Linked DNA regions of Homo sapiens: region 2 is linked to region 1. Evidence: read pairs that join two places in POLR2A ChIA-PET (ENCODE). Cell type or tissue: Panc1. All regions are shown on one strand. Each heading gives the region's core, and the rest is flanking DNA. Links, peaks and the distances in the headings are about the cores only. Region 1 overlaps TMPRSS2 (transmembrane serine protease 2). Region 2 has its middle 8.1 kb from the start of LINC00112.

Region 1 (5,370 bases), core at 90-5,089:
AGAAGGGTCAGACCAGGAGAGGTGGCGACAGTGGTGTTGGGAGCAGAGAGCCCACTGGGGAGGTAGACCCGGGACCCCGGGTTTATTACAGGAAATAAACACAAAGAGAATCCTACTTGAGGTGCACACTGTCCCGGATGGGGATTTGGGCTGCGTGCAGACGACGGGGTTGGAAGCCTGCGTCAGGACCCTCGGGGCGTACTGGGGCACGGGGGACGGGTAGTACTGAGCCGGATGCACCTCGTAGACAGTGGGGACCACAGTGGGCTGTGCGGGATAGGGGTTTTCCGGTTGGTATCCATGGTTTTCATAGTAAGGTCCAATAGCTGGTGGTGACCCCTAAACAGTTGAAAAGAAGATGAATAATATAAAACTCTTATTTGCACTAAAGGGTTACATACAAACTATCACATCATACCACAGCTATACCAATGATCTTTTAAATTGATAATGTTTTTATTTTATTTTGTGAAATATGCATCCTGTCTATACAACTTGTACAGTTAGAGATTAATAAGAAAGTGACAAGATATTAAAAAGGTACTACAAGGCTGGGTGCGGTGGCTCATGCCTGTAATCCCAGCACTTTGGGAGGCCGAGGCGGGCGGATCATGAGGTCAGGAGATCGAGACCATCGTGGCCAACATGGTGGATCCCTGTCTCTACTAAAAATACAAAAATTAGCTGGGTATGATGGTGGGCGCCTATAATCCCAGGTACTCGGGAGGCTGAGGCAGGAGAATGGCTTGAACCTGGGAGGCAGAGATTGCAGTGAGCTGAGATCTCACCACTGTACTCCAGCCTGGCGACAGAGCAAGACTATGTCTCAAAAAAAAAAAAAAAAGTAATAGAAAAGAAGAGGTACTACAGATTCTCCCTAGGTGTCTACAACTATGTCAAACATTGAACTTATTTAGAATAAAAACTAACCAGAACTTTCAATTACCAAAGTTTTTTGTTTTGGTTTGGTTTTACTATTCATTCTTTTTTTCTTACATGTCTATTTATTAAACAGGAGTTCCTTCATGACAATTTAATACAATATTTATTCACGATTACAGTTGAGAAAATTATTTCCCTCTACATACAAAAATACAGATTTGGCTGGGCGCAGTGGGTCACTCCTGTAATCCCAGCACTTTGGGTGGCTAAAGCAGGTGGATCACCTGAGGTCAGGAGTTTGAGACCAGCCTGGCCAACATGGTGAAACCCCATCTGTACTAAAAATACAAAAAATTAGCCGGATATGGTGGTGCACGCCTATAGTTCCAGCTGCTTGGGAGGCCGAGGCGGGAGAATTGCTTGAACCCGGGAGGCGGAAGTTGCAGTGAATGGAGATCACGTCACTACACTCCAGCCTGGGCGACAAGAGCGAAACTCCCGTCTCAAAAAAAAAAAAAAAACCACTATGAAAACAGTCAAGACAAGTACCATGAAAAATGGGTCCTTCAAAAGAAAGAAAGAGGGAAAATTGAGGTCATTGTGAGACTTTGTCTGCTGTTGGGGAGAAATCAATGGCAGCAAAGCTCTGGGGCCCCTGACCCACTCAAGACGTACAGACTCAAACTCGAGAACCACACAAGCCAGGGCAAACCCACCCCAGGGCTTCTGCATCTGCTGAAAAGCCAAGCATGCAAACCCAAGTTTGCCCAATGGGCTATGTATTCTTTAAAATTAAAAAAAAAAAAAAGTGGCAGACATTGGGATTTAGTAAAATATAGTAATAATTTTAAAAAGTTGTGTAGAGGTTTGGAGTTAGAATCCATTAAGCCAAAATCCTGTACTTTTAGTTCCTCCAGTCTTTTCCTTGAATATTGATATACAAAACTGTAAACTAGCAATATCATAATTATAATGAGAAGAATAATAGCTAACATTGGAGAACTCAGCTGCCGCCAGGCTCCTGTACTCATAATCTCCTTGAGCGCTCACCATAATCCCTCCCGCTGCCAGCGAGACTGGCACAGGTATGAATTAATACAAACATTTTGCAGAGAAAAAAACTGAGTGAAGAAATGTTCCTAAAGGAGCATAGTCTCTGTGTTATCCTGCAAATACCTCTTCTACATCCTCTTCTCTCATATAAGGAATGTATCGTCATTCACTCACCATCTGCTATTAATGGAAATTTGAGTGGTTCACAACATGGGCTGTTAGCAGCTCTGCTGCAATAAACATTCTGACACATTACATGCATTTTTGTGCAGAGGGTAGAAAGGTGTAGCTAAATCCCTTTAAATGAAATTTCTGGGTCAGAGTGTGGCCATACATAAATGTGAAAGGAACTGCCTAGAAGTAGCATTTTATTCTCAGCTCCATCCTTCAGCTGGTGCCTATCTTCTTAGAATGCCCACCTCCCCTTCCTCAGCCTACTTAAAAATTGCCTTCCCGAGACCTACCCTGTCAAGACTCGCCCCAAACAGGCCACTCTGGGCCCCACCAGCCCACATCTTCCCCTTCTTTCAGCTCTCCCCGGTTACCTGTTGGCTGGGCCACTCTGGGAGGCCACGTTTTCCTCTTATCTGTATCTAAGGGCCCCCATGCAAAACTTTTTCCTATTCATTAATTTCTGCCTCTTGTCTCTCTCTCCTTTTTTTTTTTTTTTTTTTTTTTTTTTTGAGACAGTGTTTCCCTCTCGTTGCCCAGGCTGGAGTGCAGTGGTGCGATCTTGGCTCACCGCAACCTCTGCCTCCCAGGTTCAAGTGATTCGTCTGCCTCAGCCGCCCGAGTAGCTGGGATTACAGGCATGCACCACCACACCCGGCTAATTTTTGTATTTTTAGTAGAGACGGGGTTTCTCCATATTTGTCAGGCTGGTCTCGAACTCCCAACCTCAGGTGATCTGCCTGCCTCGGCCTCCCAAAGGGCTGGATGACAGGCATGAGCCACCACGCCCAGCCTGCCCCTTGTCTCTTATTGACCTCAGAGAATGACAGCAAGTTTGTACTCAATGGACAGGTGTTCTGAGCAGAGGCAGCATAGCTCTTAGAACTTTAAATGAGGCCTCCAGGGAAGTTGATTACAATGGAATGAGCCAAACAAGGCCCGCAGAGTTCACCTCCACTTAATAACTCACTAATGCTGTCCTTCAAAAGTCCGAAGATTACAGCTCTGAACCAGAGCAGCACACAGAGGGAAAACACAAGGTAATCTCTCATCTAAATGAGGGAGTCAGAGGCTGCAATCTCAGCCATCTAAGAACTTGCCATCCACTAGCAAGCAGGTTTGTCCCTGAAAATTCCTGAGCAGTGGACTTGAAATTAAACACAGACCCAGTAAAAAATGAATATCAGTAACAAATAAAGGGGAAAACAAGGTCTATTTTCCAGATATAGAATCTAGGAAGTGTTTAAAACTCTTTACTAAATGCACTTATTTTAGGTATAAGGCAAACGGGCCAGTTACAATGGGGAGCAGAGATTAGCCACATTTGTCTCCAAAGGGAGTGGGCTCCAGGGAGAGGGAAGGCCCGCCCATGCCTCATGCAGTTATGACTTTTCCTAGTCCTTCAGTTGGGCATCGATGGGATCCCACGTGGGTCTCTTCCCTGGAACATACCCCTGTTATCGCCATCCTGCCTCATCTGTCCCCACTCCTTGTCCCTGCCCCCTGCCCTGCAAAGCAGGAAGGGATGAGGTCAAGGTGAGAATGCATATCACCCACGTGTACCCAACAGCCATGGCTCTTGCGACTCACCTGGGCAGCTGTGTGGCTGCGCACCTGACTCACTCTTTCTAGAGGGTGCCTTGAACAGCATCAGCGTGGCCCGGCGTTCCCTACAAATAGCCCTTGCAATTGCTGACCCCAAACAATGTTGGGAATAACAGAAGGGACAAGGGAACAAAGAAAAGGCCAGGAAGGTAATAATTAACCACTTACTGAGTTCAAAGCCATCTTGCTGTTATCAACAGCATCGAGTAATGATAGGTATCTGGAATGTTCAATATGACCTAGAAGAAAGAATTACAGGACTGTAATATTTCCATACCAGTTAGTTTTTAGAAGATAAATCTGGAAAGAACTAGAAGAATCTCTAGATGAAGGTTACCTACAACAAAGACCAGTGTTGCCTGCTGACCTTTGGCCTGCATCTTCACCACTGCTTCCCCACATCCCTCCATATTTAAGGACTTTGGGACCCACTTGTGCCTTAGAGGTTACAGCAGAAGCACTCTCCTCTGGGATCAGAGTGGGTAGGAGGATGGGGTGCAATTGTAAGTGCAGCGGCCAGGACAGCCTGACCAGAAAGAAGAAGGAACACACTCAGTGACTCAAACATCCATCGGGAAGGGCTCTCAGGGGACTGCCTGGGGCTCAAGGCCACCCACAACTCCAGTGCCACTAAGCCCAGGCATCCTGCTGGACTTAACCCAGTTCTCACCAGGAAGCTGTGATATCCCCTATACAGAACATCTACTCAAGGGAGACTGTATGGCATAAAACACTGAAGAAACACGACAAGGTAACTAAACCCATCAATGTCAGCAGAGATTAAGGACAAGATGGGCCCAGGAGGGAAAGACCTGGGCCAGTTCCTGGCAACACAGCTCCCTGGAAGTGTCGATGTGTGAGTTACTGAACCTTGTTGAAATCTCAGGGTCCTCATGGGAAAACGGACAAAGCAATCACCACAGTTGTGTTAAGCTGAGGGTTGTGGGAGAGTGGGGAAAGAGTGCCTCACAGTACTAGGAACTGAGGAAGAGCAGGTGCAATCAGACCGTCTTTCCCCGAGAACGTCCACAGGCACTGCCAGTAGCCACCCACTGCCCAGCGGGTGGTTCAGGGCTCAGCACCAAATACAGCTCACAGTTGACTTTTTAAAGCAGGCCATGTGGGCCCTCTCAATTTTTAATAGATACATACGCTTAAAATAATCCATAAAACATGTCCACAGTCACTCCATTTACTACCCCAAACCCAAAAAAGAAAGAAATTCAGAGCCAACCATTTTGACCACTGCTAAGATTAGCAGTAATGAAAAGAAAGCTGTGGGCCATTTTGCTTGTTGTCCTTTGTGAACAGTTAACAATAATAGCTAGAGATGCCGTCAACACGAAATGCTGTATAGTAAAGCCGCATTCTGACATCACTCTCCATGGACAAAGATTCTTCGCTTGATCAAACTTATATCAAGCTCCTGAACCTTCTAGGCCATCTGTGCATTTCCTTGTAAAATCCAGTTTTAGCAAAAAACCTTGCTCAGTCAGTTTAGCCAGAACCTCCCACCCTCGGTATCTGATCACTCTGGATATCTGATCGGGTTCCTCAGCCTCCACCGTGCCACAGGTGATGTCTGATCACCCAGCCTGTCTTCAGCAAGAATCCTGTTTGGTTGGTTTAGCCAGAATCCCCCTTACCCTTGATGTTTTC
Region 2 (5,370 bases), core at 104-5,103, 230 kb after region 1:
GCTAATTTTTGTATTTTTAGTAGAGATGGGGTTTCACCATGTTGGCCAGGCTGGTCTCAAACTCATGACCTCAGGATCCACCCGCCTCAGCCTACCAAAGTGCTGGGATTACAGGCACGAGCCACCACACCCAGCCCCTGTCCTGTCTTATTGAAGTCCCTTGCCAGAGCTACTGGCCCTCACCCTGCCCCAGTGCTGGCCCTTGTCCCTCACCCTTCTTCCCTCCTCCTTTTCCTCCTCAACATTCCCAATTCTCTACCACCATTTGTTACATCGATCTGCCCGGAACCTGCTGTGAAGAAAAAGACCTTTCTCTTGTTGAGAGGTGCCCTCTGTTGGAAATCTCTTGGGCGCTAGGGAAGAGGTGTCCGGGGACACACCCTCCCTGGTTGCCTATGCAGATACACAGGGAAGTACAACCTCAAGGTAAAGTGCCTTCTCCTATGGGGTTTAAGGCAAGGACATCACACCTGGACGGTGAGGCCAGGAGGCTTCCTGGAGAAAGGCAGCAGCCAGGCAGAGGAGGGCAGGGCTTCAGGCCAGGCAGGATGCCCCAGGAGGAGGGGTTCAGTGTGCAAGTCGGGCCATGGAAGACGTGGGGGCTGGGATGGGGGTCAAGGAGGGGGATGAGAGATAGGGCTGGAGACAGGGTTGCTGCAGGTAGAGGAGCTGAGAGAGGCCGGACGGAGGGAGGCCTGGAGACCTCGAGCCTCTTAGAGCCCTCCCCAGGGAGAATGAAAGCAGGGGTCAGGGCTCAGATTCAAGGGAGACTTGGAGCAGAACCCAGTGCTTGGCTGGATATGGGGAGGGCGTGAAGAGAAGGAAGGCTGCCCCAGACTCAGGGGGACACCAGGGACTCCCAAAGGGACACGGAGAGCAGAGCCCGTGGCGTGGGTTGAAGGACAGATGGTGTGTCCTACACATGCTGCCTGTTGCTTTGACACCCCCCCACTTCCCCCCGCACACACACACTCCCACTTCCGGCATCCAAGGGGCAGGCCTGGCCTGGAGGAAGGATGGATGGACGCGCGGCTCTGGAATGGCACAGTGTGGGGAGTTGGGGGGAAAAGAAGAGGCACTGAAGTAGCAGGCACACAATCAGCAGCTCGCTGAGATTTTAGGAAAGAGAAAAACAACCCCACCCCACCCCAGCTGCTCTAATAGGGTGAATTCACATTAAGACCCCAAAGTCCATAAGATAGGATCTGCCCTCAGCTTAACTGCAGGCATGGAGGCTCTGAGCCTGGGCTCTGGGTCTGACCGCCCAGGTAGGAACCTGGCCTCCGCCTTGAAGCCTCTGCTCTGAGGAAGGTGCGCGGCCTCCCCGACCCTCAGCCTCCTCATCGGAGTGCAGGGGTGAGAATTCCCACATCTGGGCCTTGCTTCGTAGGAGAGGGTGAAGAGGCAGGTTCGAAGTCTGAGGACCAGGCTCAGCTGAAAGCCTTGCTCAAGAGGCTCGGTAGGATGAGCGTGAGAAGGCTCGCGGCTCCACACCCCAAGCATACTCGCTGCCCTGTGTGGACTTCTCAGTGCTGCAGGCAGGTTGGGGTCTGTATTCGTCCGTTTTCACACTGCTGATAAAGACGTACCCAAGACTGGGTCATTTATAAAGAAAATGAGGTTTGGCTGGACGCAGCGGCTCATGCCTGTAAAACTTTCGGAGGTCAAGGCGGGAAGATCGTGTGAGGTCAGGAGTTTGAGACTAGCCTGGCCAACATAGGGAAACCCTGTCTCTACTAAAAATAATAATAATAAAAAATTAGCTAAGCATGGTGGTGGATGCCTGTAATCCCAGCTACTCTGGAGGTTGAGGCAGGAAAATCGCTTGAGCCCAGGAGGTGGAGGTTGCAGTGAGTTGAGATTGTGCCACTGCACTCTAGCCTTGGCAACAGATCAAGAGTCCATCTCAAAAAAAAAAAAAAAAAGAAAGAAAAAGAAAAGAAAAAGAAGTTTAATGGACTCACAGTTCTCCATGGCTGGGAAGGCCTCACAATCGTGGCAGAACGCGAAAGGCACTTCTTACATGGTGGCAGCAAGAGAGAGAATGAGAGCCAAGCGAAAGGGGTTTCCCCTTATCAAACCATCAGATCTCGTGAGACTTATTCACTACCACGAGAACAGTATGGGGGAAACCGCCCCCGTGATTCAATTATCTCCCACCAGGTCCCTCCCACAACACATGGGAATTATGGGAGCTACAATTCAATATGAGATTTGGGTGGGAACACAGCCAGACCCTATCAGGAGCCTTAGGGGAAAGAGACGGCTGATGCCTGCCCTGTTAGGTACCTTCTCCCCCAGTGTTTCCTCCACCTTCATGAGGATCCCCATCCTTCTCTTGCCTTGTGGGACAGTCCTGGCTGACTAATCACATTAATAGGAAAATGCTGAGTTCTCTCAGGGCAGTAAACAGACATCTTTGACCAATGGCTAACAGGACTTGAGCTGGTCCTGCCAGCCAGATGTGTGCCACACTGTCTACCCGAAAACTCGCCCAATCCTCCCAGCACTCTTCTGCAGCCAGCACTGTCCTCGCTCCATCCTGTGGAAAAGACTGAGGCTGGGAGAGGCTTGGCACTGCCAGGTTCCCGAGCCTGGCCACTGTGGAGTGGTTTTGACCAGGTCCAAATCCGTGCCCTTGTCCCTGACCCAACTCCGTGCCCTTGTCCCTGGCCCCTCGCTCCTGGCCCAGCACTCACAGTGGAGCCTGCAGCCCCTGCATGCAGGTCTGGGTCTCCTGGGATTCTGTGACCCTCATAGCACTCCCCTAAGTCCCTGGCCAGTGGTGCACCAACACGCAACAGGAGACTTGCCACTGTGAGGAGCATCCCTCCTCGTTCCCTCCCGCTGTGTGCAGCTTTGCAGGTGACAGAGCACGCTGTCTCTGTCAGGCAGGGAAGGAAACTCTCTGCTAGTGGGGTACAGTTCAACCTGGGGAATATACTTATTGAGGGAAAATCCAAATTCCAGAGAATTTAAAAATAAATTTTATTATTTTCTAATAACCAAGCATTACTAGGGAAATGCGATATAAGTAGAGATGCCAGATAAAATACAAGGCCCCCAGCTAAATGTGAATTTCAGCTAATTATATTTAAAAAAAATTTAAAGGCTGAGCGTGATGGCTCATGTCTATAATCCCAGCACTTTGGGAGGCCAAGGTGGGAGGATCACTTGAGTCCAGGAGTTTGAGACCATCTTGGGCAACATAGTGAGACCCTGTCTCTAGAAAAAAAAAAAAATATATATATATATAATATATATAAATATATATATATAAAATATATATATATCAGTATGTCCCATGCAATATTTGAAATATACCTATGCTAAAATATAATGAATATATGTAGTGAAAATTTAAATAAAATGTTAGTAAAATTGAACAGTTAAACATTGAATTAAATATCTAATGAACTACTTTTTAGTATAAGTACGTCTCATGCCATAAGTAGGACACACACTAACAATGATTTGTTGATTATGTGAAATTCACAGGTAACTGAGTGTCCTGGAGTCATTTTCGTCCTGTACTTTTATTTGGTGAATCTGGCAGGCAGCTTTCCCCGCCTGATGAAACTTGGGAGTTGCTGCCGCCCTCTGCCACAAGGTTGGCCGTGTCTTCCCCTGCCGCTCGCAGCTACACACGGTGCACGAGGCAAAGCAGCGGCCAGACGCCCTCTGAGCGTGATGGCGGGCAGGTGCCCCCACCAGAGAGCCCCAAGCCTGAGCACTATTCCTGTCCCTTCTAACTCTGCTGGGAGCCCCATCTTGCCTCCGGCGTCAGCCCCACCCCCCTCAGCTCAGCCTCAGCACCCCTGCAGCGGGGGAATCACAGCCGACTCCTTGAGGTCCCTCCCGGCAACGGTGCCCACTGCCCACTCTGCAGGGGACAGAGTGGAAGCCCCAAGAGGGACGAGAGGCTACAAGCTCTGGGGTGGGGGGTGAGGTCAGCCTGCGCTGGTCTGACCCAGTCCGACTCCTCAGGGCGGCCGGAGCCTGTGGTCGGGAGGCGTGCGGGGCTGTGCCCAGAGCAGCGGGTCGGTCTCTTTGGAGCACTTCCCTTCTGCGCGCGTCCAGCACCCCGGAATTGATTCACAGCCAGTCTGGGTCTGTTTTCTAACCAAGCGCCTTGCTCATGAGGCACGCTGGTGTCCTTTAGAAGGGACCCAAAGCTTAAAGTTGCCTTTGTCAGTTCCCTAAGAACCCACATAAAACTGGCCACGTCCAGGGCCTCTCCTGCCTCCCCGGCACGAAGCGGTGCGGAGCAGCAAGGCCAGCCTGGCCTCCGCAGGGAAAGCTCTGCCTCCAGCCTGGTCGAGGCCCTCCCCTCAGCAGAGGCAACCCTAACAGACTCCCTTTCCCAGGAGCTGACGGGCGAGTGCCTTAGAGCCCTGTTCTCAGAGCCAGGCAGGCCGCTGCGGAGGCTGTAGGGACCAAACAAAGTCAGGTCTGTGAAATGCTCGGCGCGGGGGCGCGGGGCCCGCAGGGAGTCCGGGTTCTCTACGTGTCCTCCCTCTGGCTTTCCTCATCCCTTCCCTTCCTTCCTCCTCCCTCTCTCCTTCTTTCTCCTCCTCCTCCTCTTGTTCTTCTTCTTCCTCCTTCCTGCTCCTCCTTCCTCCTCCTCTTCCTCCTCCTCCTCCTCTTTCTTCTTCCCCTTCTTCTTCTTCCTCCCTCTCCTCCTCCCCCCCCCTTCTTCTTCTTTCTCCTTCCTCGACACCACAACACAAAGCAGAATGAAATTCGTGCCATAGAGAAGTCCCGGCAAAATGCTGCCAGACCTGAAGAAATGGGGACTGCTTCCGCCTGGATGGCAGGGCTGGGGACAATTATTGGAGGAGAGAGCAGGTGGCCTGCAGGGCTGGTGAAGGGTAAGAGGGACTTGTAAGAGCAGAGGTGGACCATGGCAGCCAGGGTGCACCCTCCCCTGCCGGGGCGTCGTGGAACCTGAAGGTCAGCTGGAGGATGTGACACTTCAGGACGGTGTTGTGGGTCCCAAGAAATGCTCTGGAGCAGAGGCCGATGGCAGGATGAGGCCGGCAGCAAGGACAAAGTGCAGGAGTAGAAGAGGTTAGAAGGTGGCGAGGCTGGGCTAAGTGGGCCAGGGGAGGAGCCATGGGAGATTCCAGGGTTCCCAGCAAGGGGGCAGGGCAGGCGGGGGCCTGGCACCTCCAGGAGAGGCAGGAGAGGACCGGCAGGTCTGGGGAAATGGGCGCTGGCGTGGATTGACGGAGAGTCCTGTGTGCTGAGCACTGCGGAGGCATGACTCACCCCTGATCCCCGAGGGGCAGACCGGGACTCAGGCCCAGATCTCATTGACACTGAGGCTTGCACCTCTGGCCACCAGCCTGCTGTCCCTGCACTGGGAGA

Evidence for each region. ChIA-PET counts read pairs that join two places held together with the same protein. Peaks named below come from ENCODE experiments on the same cell type or tissue, not always from the same donor. Only the 100,000 strongest peaks of a DNase experiment are listed, where the experiment ranks them.
Region 2: POLR2A ChIA-PET joins it to region 1 with 11 read pairs; 2 of 35 experiments call an interaction of 5 or more read pairs at or near these places.

Annotation. Positions count from the first base shown.
Region 1 is chr21:41,494,240-41,499,609 of GRCh38, forward strand. It overlaps TMPRSS2 (transmembrane serine protease 2), which reads right to left. Exons shown (of 14, transcript NM_005656.4): 2 at 3,880-3,950; 3 at 117-339. The coding sequence starts at 3,894. Among named protein-coding and RNA genes, the nearest start is that of TMPRSS2, 11 kb to the right of the region's middle. In Panc1, for the core only: no CTCF peak of the experiment used is centred there; no DNase peak of the experiment used is centred there; H3K27ac peaks cover 27 bases.
Region 2 is chr21:41,721,899-41,727,268 of GRCh38, forward strand. No RefSeq gene overlaps it. Among named protein-coding and RNA genes, the nearest start is that of LINC00112, 8.1 kb to the left of the region's middle. In Panc1, for the core only: no CTCF peak of the experiment used is centred there; no DNase peak of the experiment used is centred there; H3K27ac peaks cover 3,995 bases.